Linked DNA regions of Homo sapiens: all the other regions are linked to region 1. Evidence: chromatin contacts called from ENCODE Hi-C or POLR2A ChIA-PET data. All regions are on one chromosome and are shown on one strand. The core of a region is the stretch at or near the end of the contact, and the rest is flanking DNA. Distances in the headings are between cores, read along the strand shown. Region 1 holds the start of MRE11 (MRE11 double strand break repair nuclease). Region 2 holds the start of TMEM126A (transmembrane protein 126A). Region 3 holds the start of CREBZF (CREB/ATF bZIP transcription factor). Region 4 holds the start of EED (embryonic ectoderm development).

Evidence for each region. A loop is a pair of places that touch in the nucleus more often than their neighbours do. ChIA-PET counts read pairs that join two places held with the same protein, here RNA polymerase II (POLR2A). Pooled maps may share reads with other maps.
Region 2: a map of CD8-positive, alpha-beta T cell shows a loop between it and region 1 (7-fold over the local background). The contact joins the promoter of TMEM126A here to the promoter of MRE11 in region 1. A Hi-C loop is called at or near these places in 1 of 168 maps with a recorded cell type or tissue (CD8-positive, alpha-beta T cell) and 2 of 50 pooled maps. POLR2A ChIA-PET finds 5 or more read pairs at or near these places in 1 of 52 experiments (GM12878).
Region 3: a pooled map shows a loop between it and region 1 (6-fold over the local background). The contact joins the promoter of CREBZF here to the promoter of MRE11 in region 1. A Hi-C loop is called at or near these places in 1 of 168 maps with a recorded cell type or tissue (CD8-positive, alpha-beta T cell) and 3 of 50 pooled maps. POLR2A ChIA-PET finds 5 or more read pairs at or near these places in 1 of 52 experiments (GM12878).
Region 4: a loop to region 1 is called in a map of CD8-positive, alpha-beta T cell, with 10 times the contacts of the local background. The contact joins the promoter of EED here to the promoter of MRE11 in region 1. A Hi-C loop is called at or near these places in 2 of 168 maps with a recorded cell type or tissue (CD8-positive, alpha-beta T cell and naive thymus-derived CD4-positive, alpha-beta T cell) and 5 of 50 pooled maps.

Annotation. Positions count from the first base shown.
Region 1 is chr11:94,492,594-94,495,492 of GRCh38, reverse strand. MRE11 (MRE11 double strand break repair nuclease) reads left to right here and starts at 1,649. Exons shown (of 20, transcript NM_005591.4): 1 at 1,649-1,702; 2 at 2,587-2,711. The coding sequence starts at 2,692. ANKRD49 (ankyrin repeat domain 49) reads right to left here and starts at 1,509. Exons shown (of 3, transcript NM_017704.3): 1 at 1,458-1,509. RefSeq lists an enhancer at 1,210-1,299.
Region 2 is chr11:85,646,475-85,649,373 of GRCh38, reverse strand. It overlaps TMEM126A (transmembrane protein 126A), which reads right to left and starts at 1,407. Exons shown (of 5, transcript NM_032273.4): 1 at 1,285-1,407. RefSeq lists enhancers at 1,157-1,426, 1,597-1,646.
Region 3 is chr11:85,663,725-85,666,623 of GRCh38, reverse strand. CREBZF (CREB/ATF bZIP transcription factor) reads left to right here and starts at 1,495. Exons shown (of 1, transcript NM_001039618.4): 1 at 1,495-2,899. The coding sequence starts at 1,749. The coding sequence ends at 2,813. RefSeq lists enhancers at 1,912-1,961, 2,232-2,521, 2,632-2,871.
Region 4 is chr11:86,243,274-86,246,172 of GRCh38, reverse strand. It overlaps EED (embryonic ectoderm development), which reads right to left and starts at 1,420. Exons shown (of 12, transcript NM_003797.5): 1 at 830-1,420. The coding sequence starts at 943. RefSeq lists enhancers at 908-1,436, 1,437-1,967.

The DNA of each region.
Region 1 (2,899 bases), core at 400-2,899:
GATCCTCTCATTTAGATCGCTTTCTGCTTTCTACTTTTTTTGGTGCTACATTTCACCTCTAACTTTGTTCTTGTTTTAGCCCCTTAAAAGATTATAAGCTGAAAGATAAGGACCACATTTAACTTATATTTATCTCCTACTTGTCTATAGAAGGCATTAAGAAGTATGTGTAGCATTACATTTAATTAAAGTCTTGTCACTTGATTTTGCCTGGAATGGATTCTGAGAAGTTCCAGAGTTAGGCATAACCCCAAGATACTGATTTCTTGATACCTAATCTCACAAGTTTAACAGTATACAATCTTAATGTGGTATTAAACTTTATTACTAGTGGCAATAGCACTAAACTCAAGTTTAAATGTATTACTCATGTCCAGTAACTTTTCTGGTCCTGTTACTTTATTGTAAAATGTAAGAATTTTACTAAAGTATTCCTAAGGCCAATCCGGCTTTTCAGTCACCCAATCAGAGACACCCTTGGAATCAGAGATATCCAATCAGAATTGCTCTGTGTTTTATTAATTCTCCTGGAGCTTCCACTTTTTCTTTGATTCTCAAACTAATTCCTGAACCTTGCAACACAAAAATGACCATACATCAATTCATTAAACACTTAACAGATGCTAATAAATAAAAGTTCACTTGTAATTATATCAAATATAGTAACCTTATACCACAGATCTTACCCTCTCCCCCAACATGCTTTTCCTTTCAATAAAAACTCCCTTTATATAAATTTTGAGTTTACAGATCCAGATACAAAAAATTATGTACAAAATTTTACTGGTATATTTAGTTTAAAAAGCCAAGCCTAGGCGCATCTACCCGACTTACAGTTAAGAAACAAAACTGATGACTTGATGATGATATTCCTGATATTCCATCAGGAATGTCAGGGTATGTTTCCTAACTTAAAGGGCATATCCTATTTTGAGAGAGATCCGAACTATGTCAACTCCTTACAAACAACTCAGTGATAGGCGGGGCTATAAACCTTACTGGTGAAGGAGGTTCAGATAGATTAAAACAACTTGCCCTAGATCAAGGACCCTTCAATGGAACTGAAAGGGCAGACGTTCTAATTCAAAAGTTCTACATTATTTTTCGCTGCACTATACATCTTACTGCTCTCAGCACAAAGCAGTGCAGATGTGCTGAACTCAAGGACCTAGGGGCGACACCTGTAGAGGGTCTGGCGACTGGGAGGGAGGGAGAGGGGATCCAGCTCCGGCACTCTGCCACCAGCCGGGAGCTCACAGGCCCGTGAGCTCCGCCTGCGGCCTTCCAAACAGCCAAGAGCGGAGAAGCGGCTTCGGTCCTACCTGGGGACCACGAAGCGGCCTGACCTGCAGGGCTCGGCCTGTGTCCACAGGCTACCCACCCCCACGGGCTCAGGAGTTCTTAGATGGCGCCGGTCCATCAAAAAGCGAGGTCCGGGACAGGGAATAACAACCCACCTGACAGAAGGGAAAATCGCCGCCTTGCATCTCACTTCCGGGTTCGTCTCCTAGCCTGCTCAGGATTGGCTCCTGCGTGAGGGCGGGGCCTCGCCGCTACTTTCCCCGCCCCCTCACTGCGTGCGGTAGCCAATGAGAGCCGAACTGGACTTGAAGCATCTACGTTATCCATGAAGTGTCGCGAGAGAAACGGACGCCGTTCTCTCCCGCGGAATTCAGGTTTACGGCCCTGCGGGTTCTCAGAGGCAAGTTCAGACCGTGTTGTTTTCTTTTCACGGATCCTGCCCTTTCTTCCCGAAAAGAAGACAGCCTTGGGTCGCGATTGTGGGGCTTCGAAGAGTCCAGCAGTGGGGTAATTTAGGAATCGCATTCGTCTCCTGTTTCTGCAGGTTCCCAGGCGGAAGCCCAGAGTTAACTGGAACCTCGGGAAGAGCGGGCCGAGTGGGCAGGGGAGGGGTCCTGGCGGGCTCAGCGTTCTGATTCCGAGGTTCCCTGCGGTGAGGGCGTGTTGAGGCTTGGAATCCCGACGGAATCTGGAGCTCCAGATGTGGTGGGGGTTGTCTCGCGGTGGCAGCCACTCTTCCCCAAACCTGGCTATTTTCAGTCATCCTGCTGGTGCTTAAAGGTGTTCCTCCGCAGACCACGTGTTTGTTTATTTACACTCGCTTTAAACGCGGGCCCGTTCCCTTTTCCAAACTAGCCAGGTCCTTTAAAAAAAATCGTGGGGTTTGAATAGGAAATACAGGATTGCCTCTGTTCTCCAGAGTAACCTATGCGTGCAACTTAAAAATATCTGCACATCTAGAGTTGTTTGTGTGTTGAACCAGAACCGTATGTGACCCTTTCTGCCCATTTATTTAGCATACATTAATTTCCCATAAGAGCACGGGAAAGGAAAATAGGAGTTTAATCATCTTGGTGAAACTAGGAAACAGGATGTACACTGGAGATATATTATTTTCTATGCTCAGTTCATTAAAAAAAAGTATAGTGGGTGCTTAGATGAAAATGAGACTTCTAAATTTGCCAGTCTAATTAAGACGTCTGTACCTTGTGCAGCGTAAATCATGTTGGTTAAATACGTGCAGGCTTTTAAAAAATGTGTTTTATGATGTAATTTTGTTTTTAGAATTTCTAGAATTTGGAATCGAGTGCATTTTCTGACATTTGAGTACAGTACCCAGGGGTTCTTGGAGAAGAACCTGGTCCCAGAGGAGCTTGACTGACCATAAAAATGAGTACTGCAGATGCACTGTAAGCACCTGACTTCTGGAATCCCTTGTTATTTGGGGTTTCTAAAGCTCGTCAACTGTGATCACAGTAAAAGAAAACTTATTTAATAAGCAGTAAATAAGGAACCTGTTTATGAACAGAAATATTAGTCATCAAAAAGGGTATTTGGAATGTTTTAAATATTTATCTGTTTGTTAACTGGAAGCTAA
Region 2 (2,899 bases), core at 158-2,657, 8.8 Mb after region 1:
CAAGGCAAGCTATAGGCTGCATATGGCCTACATGCCAGTAGTTTGTTGATGTCTGCACTAGTTAGGGTGAAAATGTGAAGGGAATGGTGAATGATGAAGATTTGGCTCAGGTTTCAGGGTAACAGTTAAGAAAAACAAAGGCTGGATGCAGTGGCTCACGCCTGTAATCCCAGCACCTTGGGAGGCCAAGGCAGACGGATCACCTGAGGTCAGGAGTTCGAGACCAGCCTGGCCAACATGGTGAAACTCCCTGTCTTTTAAAAATACAAAAATTAGCCAGGCACGGCGGCAGCTGCCTGTAATCCCAGCTACTCGGGAGGCTGAGGCAGGAGAATCGCTTGAACCTGGGAGGTGGAGGTTGCAGTGTGCCGAGATCTCGCCACTGCACTCCAGCCTGGGTGAGAGCGAGACTCGGTCTACAAAAAAAAAAAAAAAAACAGTTCAGGGATAACAACAAAGGAAAACATGCTTTTATGAAACCAGATTTTCTCATTTCCTACAACATTACAGGCACTCGTTTAAATATTTATTGCTACCTGTTTTATATCGATAAGAGGTCATTTGGAAATGTTGATTACCTTGACATTCCATATCTCTAGACTTAAAGCTAACCTAATAAGTACAAAGCAGCCTTAGAAATTTATGTCTAGGTTTCTGGTAGTCAAATTTTTGAGGGCCTTGGCTACGATAAGATGATAAGACACAATCTCTGCTGTACAGGAGCTCTGAATGATTTTGTGTATGGGGTGGTGAAATATATAATCAAATTTAGTATGTATATATTGTACTGAGGGCAATTAAGTCACTCAATTCAGTATAAGTGCTGACTGGGCAGCCCCTGTGGGCATTTTGTCTCCGATATTAATAACAAATATCTATCAAAGACAACGCCGCCTGTAAAAACTACAAATATTTCGAAAGATTTTTGTGTTACCTATCTCATGTCATTCTTGGAAGAGCTCTGAGAGATAGGCAGTGTGGGGCCTATCTGAAAGAGAAGTAAAGTGGGACCTCTGAAAATCAAATTTGGCCGTGGTCACCTTGTAAATTGACAGTAAACCTGGGATTAAATTCAATCTCAGGCATTTCTCCTTTCTACTGAGTTAATTTAAATATAAGGTCTTTCCTTCTAGAGTGCAAAGTGAAAAGACAGCAGGAAGAGCTAACTACACTTCTACTTGCTCTCATTTACGCGCAGCGCTGCTGGTAGCTAGCGTGTCACCGCGTCGTGCTTCTCCTGACACCGGGACATTTACTTCACCCCCTCCCCCGGAATACCAGTACCTTATGCTCTCCTCCCAGCAGCCTGTGGGTGCCTCCTCCTTCCTCAGCCACGCCGGAGTTCACTGTGGCCTTTGCTCAAATTACCTGGGCGCAGCCATCTTTGGCTGACTCGTGACGCGGCGTGGGCGGGCGCCGGGTCGCGGCTGCTAATTGGACTGCGGGACGGAGGTTGCAGCCAGCAGCGGCTTTGGGCTGAGAAGCTTCCGGCCCTAGGAGGTGCCGGGAGGCTAAGCGTTGAGGTTTGTTTGCCTGGCGTAGAGTGTGCTCGTTTCACCTACTCTTGCCTCCCAGGACAGAACTTGTAGAAATTGTGAAATTTCGAGATATAAGTTGGGTGACCCTCAGTCAGCCTCTTCCATTGAAAACGTACCTCGGGCATATTACTTAACTTCCTGGTCAGTAGAGCCTACTTACGTTCTTGGCATGGGGTAAATGAAAACTGCACAGCTCTTGGCATATGATAGCTACTCAGGTTAAAAATAAGTCAAAGGTGAGCTATTTCTTGGCTCTATCGATTTTCTACTCTCCCTAGGAACTTAAGCTCCCTGTGCCATGTTTTGATCTGTATTGATTGCCCTACCATAATCAGCACCTCAGAGCTGCAGCTTATTTTTCTGAGGATTTCTCGTGTTCTCCAGAGTACTGCTTATTTGGAAGCAGTGTTGGGTGAAAGTCATCTTATTTCTTCTTGCTTTTTAAGTATAAATACTAGAAAATTTAGAATTATATATGTGGCTTGCATTATATTTCTATTGGACAGTGCTGTTCAGAAGGTACCTCTAATGCTCTCCTCCCAGCAGCCAGTGGATGCCTCACCAGGTCTTCCTCAGCCATGCTGGGGCTCCCTGCAACCTTTGCTCAGTTCGCTTGGACTAATTAACCCAATAGAAGGGAAAAATGCCTACAATTGAATTTTATCTTAACTCCATTAAGATTAGCAGGTAAACATTGTGCCAAAAAATATATAACTAACTGTAGCAATAAATACATGATCATAACACATTATCAGAAATCTTAATTATTCTCATCCTCTCAAATTTCTGAACAAGTGATAAAGTGTTGCATTGTCCAGATAATTTTTATACTGTCTCTCCATTGCAGGGTTGCTTGACCATTAGGCTCCATAGTGCCAAGAAGTCTGTAATTGCAGTTTCTAAACTTGCACAAATAGAAAGACTTATTTTCACGAAGGTGTACAAGAAGGAAAATTCCTAGTCTTTTTTTTATTTTTATTTTTTATTTTTTAGACAGAGTTTTGCTCTCGTCGGCCAGGCTGGAGTGCAATGGCCTGATCTCAGCTCATTGCAACTTCTGCCTTCCAGGTTCAAGCGATTCTCCTGCTTCAGCCTCCAGAGTAGCTGGGATTACAGGCGTGTGCCACCACGCCCAGCTGATCAGCTGATTTTTTTTTTTGTTTTTGAGACTGAGTCTCGTTCTGTCACCCAGGCTGGAGTGTAGTGGTGTGATTTCGGCTCACTGCAAGCCCCGCCTCCTGGGTTCACAGCATTCTCCTGCCTCAGCCTCCCAAGTAGCTGGGACTACAGGCTCCTGCCACCACGCCTGGCTAATTTTTTTGTATTTCTAGTAGAGACGGGGTTTCACTGTGTTAGCCGGG
Region 3 (2,899 bases), core at 246-2,745, 8.8 Mb after region 1:
GTATAGAAGCAGCTATCCTCGAGGATATCTACTACATTATTCAGTATCCTATAGAGAAGTTTCTTTAAGATTTAAGAACTAGAAGAGCAGTTAAAGAATTCATGTATATTTTACTCATGAACAAAGGAAAATTCATTTCTCTTTTTTTGTTTGGGCTGTCAGGAAACAATTTTTAGCCCAATTCAAACAACTGAGTAAGATATTGCATCCATCCAATTCCAAGATTAACCTTTTCCCCTTTCAGAAATCCTTCTCTTCCTAGTTCATCTTTTATTGGCCTTGCTTTTTAAAAATTCAAAATGTTTTGTTTTACTATATTCTAATGTACTTGTAAACTGCTTCAAATCTCAAATCCCTTGTGGGATGTGAACCTAAATATCTGTATTTGTAAACTGCTTCAAATCTGAAATCCCTTGTGGGATGTGAACCTAAATAACAAACAGAAAAGGTCTCTAAAATAAAAGACATGTTTTGAGAATGGAGCATTTCAGTGGGAAAACGCATGCCATAGTAAACTATGTGTGTATTCAGGAAGACGAAGGAAGACAAAGAGTTTTAAAGGAAAAAAAAATGAGGATGGTTACACATTGTTTTGAACTAATTATCTTAGCTACAAAGGTCAATAACAAGGGTGACGTCAGTTAAAGGTTGGACAGGCAGTTTCTGGGCAGACATCCTTGCAGAGGTTTTGTATAAGGTCGTGATGGTCTTTGTGCAACGTTGTGGTTTTTACAGTCTTTGTTTTCAGGCATACAAGCATGAGTACCCTCTCTTCATAGCCTTTCCTGGCTCTATTTGTCAGAGTTTTTGTTTGTTTGTTACCCAAATGCAGTAAGTCAGTACTGATTGGATTTTGGCTCAAGTGAAAACATCTACTTACAAAAATGGCAAGAACAACTGAAGACAATTTTTGTAAGCAATGTTGTATTCTACATTCATTTTGCTTTGGTTTTAATTTTTTTTAATTGACAAATAATAACTGTCATATTCATTGGGTACATAGTGATATTTCTATACATATGGAATGTAGTGATCAGGTTAGGGTAACTAGCATATCCATTATCCAACTGAGGACATCTAGTATGGCCCAGGTATTAAATAGTATTAGTAAACGATTGTTAATTTTCTGAAGACTTGGTAATAGTATTATGATTATGAAAAAAAAGTCCTTATTTTTAGAGATGCACACTGAAGTACGCAGGGGTGTGGTGTCTCATCTGCAACTTTAGGATGATTCAGCAAAAAAAAAATTTACAAGCATTTATGTAAAGATAAAGCAAATATAGCAAAATGTTGTGTTGAACTGTTGAGTCTGGGTATTGGGTGGTATTGAATTAGGGTGGATAAATCTAGAGACTTGTTATTTTTGCCGCTGTTATTATGACATCACTAGAAAGCTGGAATTATTCCCACTCTAAAGCACCCTGAAATCTCGCGACACTACGGCCTGGTGGCGCGCGAAACGCGGTGGGCGGGACTGGGGCGAAAACCACTGACTTCCGGCTACGCCGTTGTCTGGGTGGCGCGGTCGAGTCATCGCAGGGCCTCACCGCTTCGTTCTCCCGTCCCTCCCCGCGCCTTGGCGCGGGGGGTCGACTAGCCAAGTGAGGCGGGAGGCGACTCGGACCTTTCCCTGCATTTCGTTTCGGCCAGTGCCGGGGGCTACCCGCCCTGGGGCCTGGGATCCTTGGGGCCCGTGAGGCCCACTCTTAGCGGCCGGGGCCTACCGCGGCCCGCCGCTGGCCCTCATGAGGCATAGCCTGACCAAGCTGCTGGCAGCCTCGGGCAGCAACTCCCCAACCCGCAGTGAGAGCCCGGAGCCGGCTGCAACTTGTTCGCTGCCCTCTGACCTGACCCGGGCTGCAGCGGGGGAGGAGGAGACGGCGGCGGCCGGATCTCCCGGCCGCAAGCAGCAGTTTGGCGACGAAGGAGAGTTGGAAGCCGGGAGGGGGAGCCGCGGCGGCGTGGCCGTGCGCGCGCCCTCCCCCGAGGAGATGGAGGAGGAGGCGATCGCCAGCCTCCCGGGGGAAGAGACGGAGGATATGGACTTTCTGTCTGGGCTGGAACTGGCGGATCTCCTGGACCCCAGGCAACCGGACTGGCACCTGGACCCCGGGCTTAGCTCGCCGGGGCCTCTCTCCTCGTCTGGCGGAGGCTCGGATAGCGGCGGCCTGTGGAGAGGGGACGATGACGATGAGGCCGCGGCTGCTGAAATGCAGCGCTTCTCTGACCTGCTGCAAAGGCTGTTAAACGGTATCGGAGGCTGCAGCAGCAGCAGTGACAGTGGCAGCGCCGAAAAGAGGCGGAGAAAGTCCCCAGGAGGAGGCGGCGGTGGCGGCAGCGGTAACGACAACAACCAGGCGGCGACAAAGAGTCCCCGGAAGGCGGCGGCGGCCGCTGCCCGCCTTAATCGACTGAAGAAGAAGGAGTACGTGATGGGGCTGGAGAGTCGAGTCCGGGGTCTGGCAGCCGAGAACCAGGAGCTGCGGGCCGAGAATCGGGAGCTGGGCAAACGCGTACAGGCACTGCAGGAGGAGAGTCGCTACCTACGGGCAGTCTTAGCCAACGAGACTGGACTGGCTCGCTTGCTGAGCCGGCTGAGCGGCGTGGGACTGCGGCTGACCACCTCGCTCTTCAGAGACTCGCCCGCCGGTGACCACGACTACGCTCTGCCGGTGGGAAAGCAGAAGCAGGACCTGCTGGAAGAGGACGACTCGGCGGGAGGAGTCTGTCTCCATGTGGACAAGGATAAGGTGTCGGTGGAGTTCTGCTCGGCGTGCGCCCGGAAGGCGTCGTCTTCTCTTAAAATGTAGGGTCAAGTAATCTGCTCTTTATCCGCGTTTACCCCTTTCAACTCCCTTACACCATGTCAAACTTACCTTAGTGGGACATCTTCACC
Region 4 (2,899 bases), core at 171-2,670, 8.2 Mb after region 1:
CAGTTGGGTTAAATGTTGGTACCGAATGATTACGAATACCCATTTCAGAGCTTAAAAAAATCTGATTGCAAAACATCGCGCACTTGGCGAAGCCAGGAACCCACACTTAAATACATCTGCCTATACCACTGTTGCCCAAAATCTTCCAGGTCGCCACCCCCCTCACCTTTATCTTAAGTAAAAACGTTCAAAGAAGAAATCACCCACTCTTACTTCCTCAAAGGTAGTCACTCCCCACCCCCAAATCAAAAATCGATCCTCTCAATTCGGCTCCTCCTACAGAAAAGGCGACCTTCAGGCGCACCCGGTCTCCGCGGACAGGACGGAGGCGGACACAAAACCCCCTTTAATAAAGTCTCCCAAACTCCGCAAATCGAAGATCACTTTCCATCCTGAAAATTCCACAAGGGTCTTAGAGTGACAACCCTTACGCTCCTTTAACAGGGTCCCTAACTCTGCCCCGTCCTTCCAACTTTCTTAGAAAAGTCTCTAACGTGCCTTTTAAACTACTAGAATCTCAGACCCGCACTCTCCCCTTAAATCCCCCCAAAGGCCAAAACACTCCCCATCACATGCAAACTGATTTCAGGGCAGACTTCTCAGACCCACGCAATCACTAGAACCACTCTCCTTTGCCTAGTTCCTGCTTGCTCTCGGCCCCACATCAAAATCCCCGTAGGCAATTTCAATTTTCTCCCGCACGCCCGCGTTTTCCTGAGTGACACCTCTCCCTCCCCCCACAGCAGCCCGCTCGTCCCCGCGCCCCCCGTTTTAAAAGAATTTAAAACTTTCACTCCGCAGTCTCGTAACTGCCAGAAGCTGCACTTACATTCTCGTCTCCAGAGAGGTCTGGATTGCTGTTCTCGTCACTGCTCAGCTTCTGCTTCTTGGCCGCAGGCATGTCTGTTCCCGCCGGCGCAGTCGACACTTCCCTCTCGGACATATTCCTCCGCCTCCCTCCAGGTTCCTGCCGCCTGGGGCGGGGCCTCCGCCACACCGCCGTCAAGCAAGCCCGGCCCGAGCTTGCCGCAAAGTTGCCGCTGCCGCCGCCACCTCCACCGCCCCCCCCACTGTCGCAAATCGCGCCCAGCCGCCGAGGCGGGCGTGCGTGCGACCCCGCCACACTGCTGAAAAAGGGGCGCGCGCGCGCGCCCTCCCGCGCGGCTTCCTGGCTCCTTCCCTTCCCCAACTCCCGTCTTGCCCTTTTCCCGCCGCCCTCCCGGCAGTCTACACGATGTAAGGTCCGTTGGATTAAGAGGGCAGTATTAAGTATGTCTCCCTTCCCACCACCGCCTCGAGAAGAGGCGAAACTCAAAGGGATGCTCCCTCACCCCCTTCCTCCTTCCAAAGACGTTTCAGCCGCAATTGGCCCGTTCCTTCGATCTCCGACCCGCTGCTAGGGAGCGAAAGTCTGTGGAATGGGCTACACCACCAATGTCCCAGGAAACGGGGGAAGATACAAGACGTCACCTCTTGCTTTAGCTGTGCATGCCACGTTTCCTTAATCTTGAACTTGGAGGACAGCGCTTCCTGACTATTCACGGAACTATTCATAACCTAATTCTTCCTTGAAGATAGAAATGCAAAAACAGTAACCTGCTTCCCCCTGGCTTCCCCCATCTGGCGAATGGAAAGTACCCGTCAGGGGATGCGCAGGCGCCGTGGCGTACTCTTGCGCTGGGTTCGTCGAAACCCGCCTCCTCCAAGCCCCTCCTCTGTTTGAATTCTCGTTTGCTGAACCAGGTAGTTTTCTACCCGGTTTCCGAATCCCAGGGTGGATTTCAAAGCGCTACCGAATTATACTCTAGACGCTTCGTAAATTCTTGTCGGATATTTATTCTGTTGACTATTTATTGTAATGAATGATTATCCTTCCAGTTGCTACCAATAGTGGTTAAGACTTAAATAGAAATATCCTAACATTATGAGACTAGACTCCAATGAGTTACAGCCAAAGTGCTCTTTTTAGCTGCTAAAGGATAGGCCCTGAACTACGCCAAGGCCTAAGAATCAGTGCTCATCTCCATTATGAGATTGTGATACTTAACCGACAATGTTTTGCTTGTTTTTGCACATCAGATACAATGAAATTCTAGAAGGCAACACAACTGTTAAACTTCACCAAAATATTTGCCTCTGTTACTATATCTATTCTCTAGCAGGTGCCAGATAACATTGGTGAGCCTTGTGGAATTATTATATGGGTCATGAAACCATAACTGAATGAGCAGCAGGAAAAGGAGAGTGATGACGAAAAATAAAATACGGCATCCGCCACCTTTTTTTTGTTTTTCTTAGAACATGATTGTGACTACTTATCTATTCGGGCTTCTGTAAAAATGTCCTCATCTGTAAAAATGAGGAGGCAGGAAGGGAGAAAGGGACCTACCATTTCTTGGGCACCTGCTTGATGTTGTATATCTTTTCTCTTCTAGACCTCATTACCCACCTAGAGTGCACCATCCATAAAATTCTAGTATACTTGAATTATTTCTGCATGATAACTTTATAACCAGGACATCAGTTTCCTTATCTGCAGATTGCAAGTCACTCTTTCTTTTGTAGATAAAGAGAGAACTCTTGGTTGAGAATGAGAAAAGGAAGTAAAGCAAAGGCAGGTCAGAATGAGAGGTTTCTGCAGTGAAGACTTTGAAATAAAGAAGCCGAAAAAAAATTAAAGTTGAGGTCTCAATGACGGCAGTCATTTGTTCAGTACTTCCAATGTTCCAGGCACTACTAAGCACTCCTCAGTTGGTGAGAAGAGATGAGACTGGAGTAGAGTAAGCTCCTGACAAAGTAAGACGTGCTTTGGCATGACATTTTCATCAGCAGACAGAAACATCCTTCCCTTTGTTAAGAACATCTTTCCCAACAAAGGGAAGGACGTTTCTGAAATATA